2 separate regions of the Homo sapiens genome follow, and region 2 is linked to region 1. A link is a contact called in ENCODE Hi-C or POLR2A ChIA-PET data. All regions are on one chromosome and are shown on one strand. The core of a region is the stretch at or near the end of the contact, and the rest is flanking DNA. Distances in the headings are between cores, read along the strand shown. Region 1 holds the start of FOXB1 (forkhead box B1). Region 2 overlaps RORA (RAR related orphan receptor A).

Region 1 (4,046 bases), core at 526-3,025:
TCTCTTGGGGCAAGGCGGGTTGGCCGAAGGTGAAATGAACAAGTTAGGGTGGCGGTCCCAGGTGGGGGCCGGCAGGACTGGGAGCCAGGGAAGGCGAGTGAGGTGGTGGGGAGGAGAACGAGAGGGGGCGTGGGCTCCTGCGGGTCAGTGCACCGCCACCGAGTGCAAGGCGGAGGCCGGGCTGGTGAGCGTTTCGCTGGGGGTGGCGGGGCTGCTTTGGCTGGTGGCTGTTTGCGAGGACGTGGGGCTGAGCGAGGGCGGCGAGTTCGAGAGCAAGGTGGGGATGGGCGCTGGCAGCGCAGGCAGCGCGGGCACGGCGGCCGGCGTGGGCTTAATGGGCACGGGGATGGCGGGCAGCGTTTGGCCCGCCGCGTGGCACAGCGGCTTCAACGGCACGCCGTAGGCGCTGTAGTCGCCACTCGCCATGGAGATGGGGGTGGCCGAGTCGATCATGCCGGCGGAGCCATACACGTGTGGCCAGCCGGTGCCCAGCGAGCTGCCCATGGTAGTCAACTGGTTGGGGAGCGGGTAGGCAGCGGGCACCGGCTGCATGGCGGAGAAGGCCAGCCCCCCAGGCATCTTGTATTCCCGCGCGATGATGTTCTCGATGGCGAAGGGGTGCTTGAAGCCCGAGGGCTGCGCCACGCCGCCCAAGTTGTAGGCGGCGGCGGGCATCTGTGGCAGGTGCGTGCCCGAGGCCGCCAGCGCGCTGAGCCGCAGCTTGGCCTGCTGCTGCAGGTACTGCGCCGCGTCGGCTGGCTTGCTGGGCGCCAGGTGGTCGGACTTAAGCACCTTGAAGCGCTTGCGGCGCCGCAGGAAGCTGCCGTTCTCGAACATGTCCCCGCAGCTTGGGTGCAGCGCCCAGAAGCTGCCCTTGCCTGGCTGGTCCGGCCGCCGCGGGATCTTGATGAAGCAGTCGTTGAAGGAGAGGTTGTGGCGCAGACTGTTCTGCCAGCGCTGCGTGTTCTCCCTGTAGTAGGGGAAGCGGTCCATGATGAACTTGTAGATCTCGCTCAGCGGCAGCATCTTCTCGGGAGAGCTCTGGATGGCCATAGCGGTCAGCGAGATGTACGAGTAGGGCGGCTTCTGGTCGCTGTACGTGTTGCGGCCGGGCCGAGGCATCTTCTTCCTCGCCCTCTTCTTGCTCTGGGTCCGCGCGGGCCGGCGGACTGCTCGGATCTGGGAAGGGGGTGGGTAATAGGGAAAGGTAGCATGGATGCACAGAGACACCGGCGGGGTCAGCCAGACCGAGTAACAGACTTCGGGGGTCGGGGGTGGGGCCTGCGGCGCTCGATCAGCCAGCGCCCGGACTCTTTCGCCAGCAACTTTGCGGGCTTAGTGGGCGCGGGAGGGGAAGCCGGCGAACGGCGCGAGGATAGCCGGGAAGTAAGTCGGTACTGGGGCCAGAATAGGGGGCAGGGACGGAACAGAGAGCTGCTCACCTTAAAGTTGCTTCAAGTTGCGCGTCCGCATCCGGGAGGACGCCGCTGCGCGCCGCTTCTCTCTCGGCGCGCACTCGACGCGCACTCCGCGCGCAGCGTCCGGGTCCGGTTGGACTCGGCGCGAACCTGGGCTCTTGAGCTCAGCCCCGCAGCGTCCCGTGCCGCCCGGTCCGCGACGCTCCTGGAGCGTCCTGCGGGCGGCCGAGCTCGGCTGCGGAGTCCCGGCGCGGATGGTGGCAGCGACGTGTTAGGGCTCCGGAGGGCGCTGCTGTGGGCTCCGCGTCTCCGCTGAGCTAGGTGGCTGCCTCCATGTCCTCCCTCGAACCATCTGATAGTTTTAAGCGGTGACAGGAGCAGAAAAGACCCCTGTAGCGGCGCTTCATTAATGTGCCACTTCTTAGCTATCATATGACAATCGCCTTGGGAGGAGGAGGAAGAGGAGGGGGAGCGGGGGCTGCAGAGGGAGGGGACTGAGCGAGAAGGGAGAGCCCGGCCAGCTCTGGTTTCTTTCACACCTATTTACATGGACACCTTGGCCAATAGGAATCACTTCCAGCTCAAGACTGGGCGAGGGGGAAGAGCCTCGGCCACTGGGCAGGCAGCTGGACGCGCCGGCCGGTGTGCGCCGTGTGAAGGTATGAGGAAGCGGCCGCCGCGGAAGAGGGAGCCAGGCGACCACTCACGTTCACAGATGGAGCAGCCGCGCGGATGATGTTTGACATGGAAATTGCTTGGCTGGGGTATTCTGTTTCCTCTGCGTTGTATCCGGTTTGTATCGTTAGGTAACTTTAGGCACGGCTTTCCCCTGAAGCCGACCCTTTTCCTGCGCTTAGCACTACCCGGGGTTGGTTGCATGGGTTATAATAATGAAAACACACCCTTGCCCCCCAGTCCCCGGAGAGTTAGGTCGAAATTTGACTTGACTTTCCTATGCAGCTGCTTCAGCTTTGTATAGTTAGTGTGTAGCTTTGAAAAAGTGATGGGGTTTACAAATACTTTCAAAATGTGATTGGACATCCCCATGTAAGAACCCATTTTGAATGTAACTGTATTGACCAAATTTTTAAAAATTAAAATAGTGTATCTGGGCGAAGAGTCCAGGTATTTGCTTTAAAAGTCCTCCGGGAATTTGGTTGGACACAGGATGGAGGCTCAGGAGCTGTTGGGGCAAATGTTGTGCGGACCTGGGGAGGGCCTGAGTTTGTTTGACACAGTTTATCACCAGGTAAGCCTCAGGGGCTCTCGCTTTTCCCAGGTGGTTTGAAACTTTAGGACTCAGGCACATCCTGGAAGTTTTCATTTTACACCCGGAACTCCCCTTCCCAGCCCTCCCACCCCCCCAACCTCCCACCCCCCATCCCCCAACTGCCGCTTTTTTTGGTATGGAGAACTTATTTAGGATTTAGAGTGTAGCAAAAGCCGCCTGCGATCCCACTAAGACAGCAGTATCTTCTACAACTTGGGGAAAGAACCATAGAGTTTTCCTTCTTGGGGAGCGGGGAATGTGCCTTGGGTCACTCCGCCTGGTGCGAGCAGCAGGCTCCCTTCGGTTCGGATTCGCCTTGGAAGGGTTAAATGAATCATTATTATTATTATCATTATCCTCATCGTCGTCGCTGCCGTCATCATCATCATCATCAAATTGCTATGAAATAAATAGTGAGTCGACCCCGCCTGCATGCACGCACTCTATAAGTACACACCAGGAGTTCCCACGGGTTTCTGCACATTCTCCGACCTTTAAGGTTTTTAAAAGACATTCATTTTACTGCGTTGTTAAAAACTCAATACTTACAGCCCACACAGAATCATCTTCAAAGTCCAGAAATGGGAGAACTTTTTTTTTCCCTAGACGTGGTGATCGTAGAGAATTCTGGGTGTTAAGTTTCAACACTTTAAGTGATATTAGAGCATTATTAGTGGAGCTGTTTGGGGTTAGCATAAAAAAGATCTTTCAGCGCGCGAATGCACACACACACAAACACACACACACACAACTTCATTAACTACAGTTTCGGAGGCGGTCAATAACTCACCAAAACGTAACTTAAACACGATGAATTTAGGAGATTAAACAATTTCATTAATATTGAAATGGCTCTGGCTCTGGGCTGCCTCGGTTGAGATGCAAGCGCACGTTTTTCAATATTAACAGAAGTGCTTGAAGAAAAGAATAATGTCACCTTCTTAATTCGGAAAAAATAACTGGGAGGAGGAGATGGGTGCGAGGGGCTGGGGGAGGGATGTTGACCTGTCTCTGGGGGTATGGCTCGAGAAGGGCAGATAAATGTATTGCCCTTCTCAGCAGATAAACCACTTGGACTCGGGTGGAACCTCTGCCAAGCTTTGGCCGGAGGCAGCCGTACTCATCCCAGCTACTCGCGCTTCAGGTCATAACGAGGTGCGGCGTTTGGGGGGTTACTTTGTGCGGCCAGATTCGGATCGAAGGTCCTGGGGAGGAAGGAGCTGGGGAGTCCAAAGAGCTGGGGAGCTTGGGAGATCCGTGATGAGGAATAGTGGGCAAGGCTTGTGTTTCCCAGAATGGAAAGGCGCTGGTCCACAGCTTTCCTGCTCCCGAGTACAGCTGGCCTCGGTACAAAACAG
Region 2 (4,046 bases), core at 770-3,269, 560 kb before region 1:
ATCTATATATGTTTGTACCAAATTGAGTTTTAATATAATCCTGGTTCTCTGAGGGTGATATGGCTAATAATTAAGTTATCCCCATTAGGTTATACTTTCGGAAGCTGCTGTTGCCTGCTGCCTATTCCATTAAAAACTAACTTTATCACTAATTTTAACATGAAACAGATCCATTTGGAGAAAAATCCATTATGAATGAGACAGAGTTGGCTGTTGAATAACATTGGTGTAGGCTCAAGTCTGGAATAAATGTGATATAGATGGGACGATATTGGACAAATGCAATTTATTTCATTATTCAGCAACAAGGTATTCCAAATGTCTCTGCTAATGAATACATGAAAACAGATTACATATAATGTGCACACTGTGAGTCGCATTTGCAGAATTATTTTTGCCACCTCTAGCACTATCTGAAACCAACACTGAATAGCAATGGTACTTGAGCTTCTAGTTGCAAGAAAAAGCAACTTTAAAAATTAAAACCAAAAAATGTAAAAAGAAAAAAGTAAATGTCTTATCTGTGGAATTTACCTTTATGGGAGAATTCTTGGGAATATAGCAGTTTTATCTCAATCCAATTGTGTTGTCCTCTGTTAAACCTCTATTGTCCCTTAAAATCAGCCCACATGAAAAGAAGACAGTGTTCTTCTTCAAAGCTCTGATGGACGACTTTAGAGACTGTTTCAGGAACACTCTGTCTTTTTGCTGAGATATTGGTAGAATACAATAGATAACATTTACCGAGCTCACAAGGGGGTCACTGCTTGTCCACAGCAGTTTGTAAGCTGTTGGTTCTGGCATTAAATTTAAAGTCCCACAAAGTGAAGCAAAAATGTATAATAATGCTATTATTGTACTGGTTGCAGGGTTTTCGTTCGGGTGCCATTGGGGTATTGAGATATTTAAATATCAATACTTTTATGCTGTCATATAATTGTCTTAGAATAATCACTGTTTTGCGCTGATAAAATACTTTTAATCTAGGGTTTTCTCAGATTCCCTATCCCCCAAATATATCTGAGTGATAAACTTGTTGAAAGTTCAACATGTCAAGGATGACTTGCTCTAGCAAGCTGTAGTCTTCCCAGGCCCCCACCTTTCCTGGTTAAAGGATTGTCCTGATGAGACCAAAAGATCAGATTTAATATAGCCCAGCAGACTTAGAACACAGGAAAATAGTCTTTTGTCACCCTCAGTTTACCCCTATCCCTAGTCAGCTCTCTCATAAGTGAAGTTAAAAGCAACTAGATGAGAGTGTGGATCATTCTGACCAAATGGTTCTCACTGGCAGTAAAAAATGGTTCCAAAAGATGATCTTATTTGGTGGGCCAAATGTAAAGAGCATTATGTTAAGATAAAATCAGTAACAATTGCATTATAAGATGCCATTTATTGCATTTTTTTCTCTATGCCAAACACTGGGCTAAACACTGAACAAGCATGATCACTTTTAACTTTCAACAACTCTGGGGATAACCCATAATGGGGATAACCATTCTACAGATGAGGGGAACTGAGAATCAAAAAGGTTAAAATTTTTGCATAAGTTCACACAGAAGTGTGAGCTGGGATTTGAATTTAGGTGTCTCATCCCAGAGCTTCTCAACATGTCTCCACAGCCGTGCTGTATACCAATTGTAAGCATGCATCTTTCTCAGACTTTGGATTCATTATCTGGATATAAAATTCATATCCTAATAAAATGAAGTATGTAGTGAGAAGTGTGCTCAAGTCAAGCAGCCCATGAAAGGCTGTACAATAGAGGGCAAAGTGAAAGCCGCATGCAGGTCTGTGGAATTGTATGGGGATGTTTCATACAACACTGAATGCCATGTCTGCTGGAAAACATTGCTTGAAAATAAATATGTAGGCCATCGCTACCTGTGTGTGTACTTGCTGTAATGGAGCAAACTTCCAATGACCACCAAGAATGAACCACAGTGAACTAGAAGATGTGTCCTCTGATAAACAATGTCTGTGATGTAGCCACACAGGAAAAGCCATGGTTTGAAGCTCTGGGGAGCCCGTTTCCTAAGAGACTCTCTGGGGCACAACAATAAGAGCTGCTGTTTACTGAGAGTCTCCTGTCCCCCAAGCACTGTGCTGTCTCAGTTTGGTTTTAGGTGGGTAAGATCCCCATGCTACAAATGAAGAAACTGAGGCTCAAAGAAATTTCCCTAAGATTGACCACATCCGTGGCAGAATTGGAACAGTAAGTGTTCTTGATGACTAAAATAGTTGGAAATATACATAAGGGGTAAAATCTCATGAAGGTTCCCTAATTAAATTCACAAGGTAGACTTTGCTTTGAAGTGAAGTGAGATACCTTCTAAAGCAAAAGTCTGTTTAATATTTTCCACCATTAGAAAAAATGCGTGCTTAGGCCAAAGTGCAAGAAGAGGAATTCCATGTGGAAAACTGCAGGTGTGTCTAGTTAGGCCAAGAGGTATAAAAGGCTGAGCAGTTGTCTGGCACACCTGGTATTTGCACCATCAGCATCTTGCACTTAGTGGATGCTAAGCAAATATTTGTGATTTTTTTCAATAGCAGGGATGTTTGTCTGAATATTTAAATATTCACCTTAGTTTGATTTTACTTTGGTAGACTGACTCCGTGTTCACTTTGGGAGAATTTCAACTTATACGTGTCCGCCTTAAGTAACAAGATTCAGAAAATATGATTAAGTATAGCATTTATTTGAGCCCAAACTTGAGGATAGCCACCTGGGAGAATAGATTGAAGTTGCCTTGTACACTCGGATTAACAGCAGTTACAAGTGAATTTTTAAAGGAAGAAATAAGAGGCAGTTTCTAAATTGTTTACCAAGAATTTATATTTAAATAACATAAGCTATTGGCCAGGCATGGTGGCTCATGCCTGTAATGTCAGCACTTTGGGAGTCTGAGGCAGGACAATTACTTAAGCCCAGGAGTTTGAGAGCAGCCTGGGCAACATAGCAAGACCCCTATCTCTACAAAAAATTCAAAGCCAGGCACAGTGGCTCATGCATGTAATCCCAGCACTTTGGGAGGCCAAGGCGGGTGGATCACGAGGTCAGGAGATCGAGACCATCCTGGCTAACATGGTGAAACCCCATCTCTACTAAAAAAAAAAAAAAAATACAGAAAGTTAGCTGGGCGTGGTAGCACGGGCCTATAGTCCCAGCTACTTGGGACGCTGAGGCAGGAGAATCGCCTGAACCCGGGAGGCAGAGGTTGCAGTGGGCCGAGATAGAGCCACTGCACTCCAGCCTGGGCGACAGAGCAAGACTCTGTCTCAAAACAAAAGCAACCCCCCCCCAACCCCGCCTCAAAAAAAAAATGTAAAAACTAGCTGGGCATATTGGCACATGCCTGTCATCCCAGTTACTCAGGAAGCTGAGGCAAGAGGATTGTCTGAGCCCAGGAGGTCAAGGCTGCAGTTAGCTATGATCGTGCCATCGCACTCCAGCCTGGGTGACAGAGTCAGACTCTGTCTCAACAAAATTTTTGTAAACTGGCAGGGCGCAGTGGCTCATGCCTATAATCCCAGCACTTTGGGAGGTCAAGGCGGGCAGATCACCTGAGGTCGGGAGTTCGAGACCAGCCTGACCAACATGGTGAAACTAAAAATACAAAATTAGCCGGATGTGGTGGTGGCAGGCGCCTGTAATCCCAGCTACTCAGGAGGCTGAGGCAGGAGAATCGCTTGAACCTGGGAGGCAGAGGTTGCGGTGATCCGAGATCGCGCCACTGTACTCCAGCCTGGGCATCAAGAGCAAAACTCCGTCTCAAAAAAAAAGAAAAAAAATTTTTTTTTTTGTTAAACCCATAAGCTATTGTTCTGTGTATCACAGATTCCAGTAACATGAAGATAATGGAGGCAGCATCTAGTCAGGAACAAAATGGCTTTAAATAGTCCCCCACCACCACCCCTGCATGGGGGGAGTGTCACTGAAGTCCCATATTATGTCTCTCAGGGCGTGATAAATTTTGCATCACTTATATAGCTCATATGGTTCTGAGCTATTTTTCTTTTCTCAATGGATATAGTTTTGGATTGAG

Evidence for each region. Hi-C counts contacts between places; a loop is a spot of excess contacts on that map. ChIA-PET counts read pairs that join two places held with the same protein, here RNA polymerase II (POLR2A). Pooled maps may share reads with other maps.
Region 2: a loop to region 1 is called in a pooled map, with 3 times the contacts of the local background. The contact joins the enhancer-like site here to the promoter of FOXB1 in region 1. A Hi-C loop is called at or near these places in 1 of 168 maps with a recorded cell type or tissue (CD4-positive, alpha-beta T cell) and 1 of 50 pooled maps. POLR2A ChIA-PET finds 5 or more read pairs at or near these places in 1 of 52 experiments (OCI-LY7).

The regions. Positions count from the first base shown.
Region 1 is chr15:60,002,040-60,006,085 of GRCh38, reverse strand. It overlaps FOXB1 (forkhead box B1), which reads right to left and starts at 1,775. Exons shown (of 2, transcript NM_012182.3): 1 at 1,443-1,775; 2 at 1-1,179. The coding sequence starts at 1,122. The coding sequence ends at 145. RefSeq lists an enhancer at 1,579-2,094.
Region 2 is chr15:60,561,689-60,565,734 of GRCh38, reverse strand. All of the region lies in intron 2 of RORA (RAR related orphan receptor A), which reads left to right. The region is part of intron 3 of RORA-AS1 (RORA antisense RNA 1); the gene reads right to left. Among named protein-coding and RNA genes, the nearest start is that of RORA-AS1, 85 kb to the right of the region's middle. Within about 2 kb of position 2,019, at least 4 of the 41 ENCODE cell types and tissues checked have a DNase peak (open chromatin) inside an H3K27ac peak, as active enhancers do; they include CD4-positive, alpha-beta T cell, where a contact is called at or near this core.